Regions from separate parts of the Homo sapiens genome. Here region 1 is linked to region 2. Evidence: read pairs that join two places in POLR2A ChIA-PET (ENCODE). Cell type or tissue: GM12878. All regions are shown on one strand.

Region 1 (2,500 bases), 1.5 Mb after region 2:
AAAAATTAGATTTTCTGACTCCCAATCTGTGAAACCATATTCCTTTCTGCATTTTATTGCTGGACTGTAGGTTATGTTGAATATAAACATATTTGTGGATAATGTAGTTGTATGTGGCTGAGAGGTTGCACTGGATATTATGGAAAAGAATTTTGTATATGAAATAGATAGTAGCAGTGAGTGTTTTCCTGTTTTCTTTTTAAATGTTCTTCAACAGGGAGAATGAAATCTAAATGATAATTCTGTTTATTGTTTTTTCCTTTTTTTTTGTAGGGTCTTGCTCTTTTGCTCAGGCTGGAGTGCAGTGGTGTAGTTGTAGCTCACTGCAACCCCAAACTTCTGGGGACAAGCTAAGGCTTGTCCCCTTCCTGCTTTAGCGTCCCGAATAGCTTGGACTACAGGCACATGCCAGTGTGCCTAGCTACTTTTTTTTTTTGGCGGAGGGGAGGGGAGTTCCTCACTTTGTTGCCCAGACTGGTCTTGAACTCCCAGCCTCAAGTGAACCTCCTGTGTTGGCCCCCCAAAGCACTGAGATTACAGGCATGAGCCACCGCACCTAGTCTGTGGTTTTTCTTCTTCTTATTTTTAAACATCCTGTGCAGAAAAAAATTAAGGAACCTGATGTATCTGTTAGACATTAATACCGTGCAAATTCAGTATGTTTTAGTGTTTTGATCTATTGATATCCTTTCTATTGAAGGCAAGGAACAATAGTTATTCGGGGCTTTATTAGATTTTATTTAATGCTTTCATAAAGAAGCACAGATATTACTATTTATCAACTGTAATTTTTAATATTTGAGAACTATATTTTGGTGTAATTGTTTTTTTAATCCTGTGTATTTTATGCATTTTAAAACATTCTGAAAAGGGGTCCATCAATTTGGCTAAACTGCAGAGGCATACAGGGTACACAGAAAAAGTTAAGAATCATCCTCTGGATGGGCGCGGTGGCTCACGATTGTAATCCCAGCACTTTGGGAGGCTGAGGCAGGCAGATCACGAGGTCAAGAGATTGAGACCATCCTGGCCAACATGCCGAAACCCCGTCTGTACTAAAAATACAAAAATTAGCTGGGCATGGTGGCATGCACTTGTAGTCCCAGCTACTTGGGAGGCTGAGGCAGGATAATTGCTTGAAGCCAGGAGGCGGAGGTTGCAGTGAGCCAAGATTGCGCCACTGCACTCCAGCCTGGGCGACAGGGCGAGACTCCATCTCAACAACGACAACAACAACAACAACAACAAAGAACCAACAACAACAACAACAAAGAACCACCACCACCACCACCAACAACAACAACAAAGAATCATTCTCCATTCCCCAAACCCTAAAGCCAGGAAGGGAGTAAGATTAACTTTAGAAATTAATAAATAGAGTTTTGGATCTCTACTCTGCCTTTTAGGAGCTCTGTGGATGGGACGTTTTACTTCTGACTGTCATTCTCTGTGTTATAAAATGAGTATAATATATCTGTCACAGATTTGTGATGAGAGTTAAAATGGACACTTTATATAATATACCTGGCAGAGTAACAGGCACATAGAATGAATGTTGTTACCCCTTTGGTCCTTAGTCTTATCATGAACTAGCTATGTCCTTAGCCAAATTACTTACCACTTTTTGATCTTTGTTACCTATTTATCTACACTGAAAGGATTTAGATTTGTATATTTCTACTTCAGCTAAAAAAAATCTGTGATTATGTAAAAAACCAGGATTACCTTTTTCAAATTGGAATGCTTGGTCAGCTAAGCTTTTATTTTGTTGATTAAAGACATGCATATATCAACAGGCATTGTCTTTTGTGTCCATGCCACCTAACTTTTCTCTACCAGTTTTCTCTCATTAAATGTTTGTCAGTCACATTTGGTTGAAACCATGCTGTTTATCCAACGTCATGACTTAAAGTAAAGGACAATTTACTTAATTGTCTTAAATACCAGTCAGAGCCATGTGGAAGCTATGCAGGTAAACAAGCCTCTTTTTGGGGTTGGGTTGTAGGAACCCTGCCTTAGGTCTAATGAAAGTGATATTCTTGTGTATTTTCAGGGGTCATCCTCTGTCCTTACCTTCAGTTCCAGTAGCTCTTTAAACCTCATTTGTTCTATTGACGCCAAGTTGGTTAGAAGGTCATAGCGTTGGTTTGTGTGTAGGAGGTTAGAGGGAGGTCCTGGCAGAGGCTTATAATCAAGTAGAAGCGTAAAGCCAGAGTTCTTGATTGCAAAGAGTAGAAGTAGCCTCTTTGACTCAGGGAACGACCTCATTGGAAGGGGTGTCAGGTTGCTGTCATAACCCCCAACACAGGTGGATATCTGTGTTTAAAAGACAGTGAGGAACAAGGGGAAGAAGCTATGCAGCCAGGACAGGGGATATCACCACCCATGAGCAGCCTGGATCTTGGATGCTGCCTCCACAGGGAGCACTGGACCCCTGTGAGCACCTGCAGTGGTTCCCTGGCCGGAGTTCAGGCAGGGCGGGCATCTGGCCTGGCTGCCC
Region 2 (2,500 bases):
CAGTGAGTTTATTCCATTGGTCATGTGTGCCTTGAATTTTACACATTTCAAAACTGACCAGTGATTTCTGTTTCACTTGCTACAAAGGAGTATTTTGAATATAACTCCATGGGAGTTTGTTTCAAACTCACATTAAAATAGGAATGAATGCAAAAACAGCCTTTCCTGGGAGCAGGCTTTGTGGGCGGTGGGAGGAAGGAGTGCCAAGGTGTCCAAAGGGGAAGGAATAGAGAAAGGAAGATACCTGGTGGGTGATTGAGGGCCCGAAAGACAGACCCTCCCTGCTTCCAATTTGTTTTTCCCCTGGAGCCAGCCTGCGGACTAGCCCTATTGGATATTCCATGGCAGGCATCTTCCCCTGAACCCTAAATGTGGGTGGCTCATTGTATTTCTATTTCCTGTAGAGTCCATACTGGCCTTACTCTTTGTCACTGTTTGAGGCTGATATATCCCGTTAGTTCCTCTATATGTAAAAATGCAATGCTGAGGTTCCAGGTGCCGAGACCTTGAGAGATGCAAATTTGGGAGCAGAGAAGGGCAGATCCGAATCAAGGTGGTCTTGGGAACTCATCCTTGAGCCCCAGGGATGTGGCTGGGATCTTACTGTGTGCAGAGGGAATTGATATTCCCCAAACCAATCGAGCACACAGAGCTTCTGAGATGCTAGGCGAATGGACAGACTTGAAGGGGAGGAAGATTTGGGGATTTTTACTATTAGCTCCGCTTAAGCAATCTCTGTTTTTTTATATCTGCCAGAAATATCGGTTTTTGTCAACTTCTTCTTTTTTTTTTTTGAGACAGTCTTGCTCTGTTGCCCAGGCTGGAGTGCAGTGGCGTGATCTCAGCTCACTGCAAGTTCTCCTCCCGGGTTCACGCCATTCTCCTGCCTCAGCCTCCCGAGTAGCTGGGACTACAGGCGCCCACCACTGTGCCCGGCTAATTTTTTGTATATTTAGTAGAGACGGGGTTTCACCATGTTGGCCAGGATGGTGTTGATCTCTTGACCTCGTGATCCACCCACCTCAGCCTCCAAAAGTGTTGGGATTATAGGCGTGAGCTACCGTGCCCGGTCTCTTGTCAACTTCTAGAAAAGGAAATCAGAGAGTTGGGACACCTGTGAGTTCCTTTTTTTTTTTTTTTGAGATGGAGTCTCACTCTGTCACCCAGGCTGGAGTACAGTGGCGCAATCTCGGCTCACTGCAACCTCCGTTTCCTGGGTTCAAGTAATTCTCCTGCCTCAGCCTCCCGAGTACCTGGGACTACAACCTCTGCTTCCCGGGTTCAGGCGATTCTACTACCTCAGCCTCCTGAGTAGCTGGGACTACAGGCGCCCGCCACCACGCCTGGCTAATTTTTGCCTCTTTAGTAGAGATGGGGTTTCACCATGTTGGCCAGGCTGGTCTCGAACTCCTGACCTGGTGGTCTGCCCACCTCAGCTTCCCAAAGTGCTGGGATTACAGGTGTGAGCCACCACTCTCGGCCACCTGTGAGTTCTTCTCAGGGAAACAGTTTCTTAGGAAGGTGGTAAATGGCCTGACAGACTTCATTTTTTAAATAGGTAGATTATCAAGAAAACAATGGCATTAATCACTTCCCTAGAAGAAGAAAGGAAGAGTTTAATCTGCAAGTGATCTTATCTTTGCTAACCATTGTCTTCCCTCTTCACTGATCACTGAGTTTGTTCTTCGGGCATTCTGTGGCTCACACTCTATCCTTACTTTCTTCTTCCTCCTTCCCAGCTAAGTTAGACTACAGATGCTCTTCGACTTACAGCGGGGTTACATCCCAAGAAACTCATCGCAAGTGGAAAATACCATAAATCAAAAATGCATTTAATGGCCACGTGGGGTGGCTAACGCCTGTAATCCCAGCACTTTGGGAGGCCGAGGCAGGTGGATCACTAGAGGTCAGAAGTTTGAGACCATCCTGGCCAACATGGTGAAACCCTGTCTCTACTAAAAATACAAAAATTAGCCGGGCGTGGTGGCGGGCACCTGTAATCCCAGCTATTTGGGAGGCTGAAGCAGGGGAATCGCTTAAACCCGGGAGGCGGAGGTTGCAGTGAGCCGAGATTGTGCCACTGCACTCCAACCTGGGCAAGAGGGAGATTCTGCCGCAAAAAAAAAAAAAAAAAAAAAAAAAAAACAAAACAAAGAAAACGAAAGAAAATGCATTTAATGTACCTAATCTACCAAATATCCTAGCTTAGCCTAGCCTCCCTTAAACATGCTCAGAACACTTACATTGTTAGCCTACCGATGGGCAAAATCATCTTACACAAAGCCTATTTTATAATAAAGTGGTGTCTATGTCATGTGATTTCTTGAATACAGTGCACTATAGAGTACAGTCTCAGTTGTTTACCCTCATGATCTCATAGCTGACCGGGAGCTGGGGTGGCCTGCCACTGCTAGCATCATGAGAGAGTATCCTACCGCACCTCGTTAGCCTGGGAAAAGACCAACATTCAAAAGTCAAAATATGGTTTCTACTTAAATGC

The links. Peaks named below come from ENCODE experiments on the same cell type or tissue, not always from the same donor. Only the 100,000 strongest peaks of a DNase experiment are listed, where the experiment ranks them.
Region 1: POLR2A ChIA-PET joins it to region 2 with 5 read pairs; 1 of 35 experiments calls an interaction of 5 or more read pairs at or near these places.

The regions. Positions count from the first base shown.
Region 1 is chr6:12,037,453-12,039,952 of GRCh38, forward strand. All of the region lies in intron 2 of HIVEP1 (HIVEP zinc finger 1), which reads left to right. Among named protein-coding and RNA genes, the nearest start is that of HIVEP1, 26 kb to the left of the region's middle. In GM12878, no CTCF peak of the experiment used is centred here; no DNase peak of the experiment used is centred here; H3K27ac peaks cover 526 bases.
Region 2 is chr6:10,535,582-10,538,081 of GRCh38, forward strand. All of the region lies in intron 3 of GCNT2 (glucosaminyl (N-acetyl) transferase 2 (I blood group)), which reads left to right. Among named protein-coding and RNA genes, the nearest start is that of GCNT2, 15 kb to the left of the region's middle. In GM12878, no CTCF peak of the experiment used is centred here; no DNase peak of the experiment used is centred here; H3K4me3 peaks cover 1,627 bases; H3K27ac peaks cover 1,579 bases.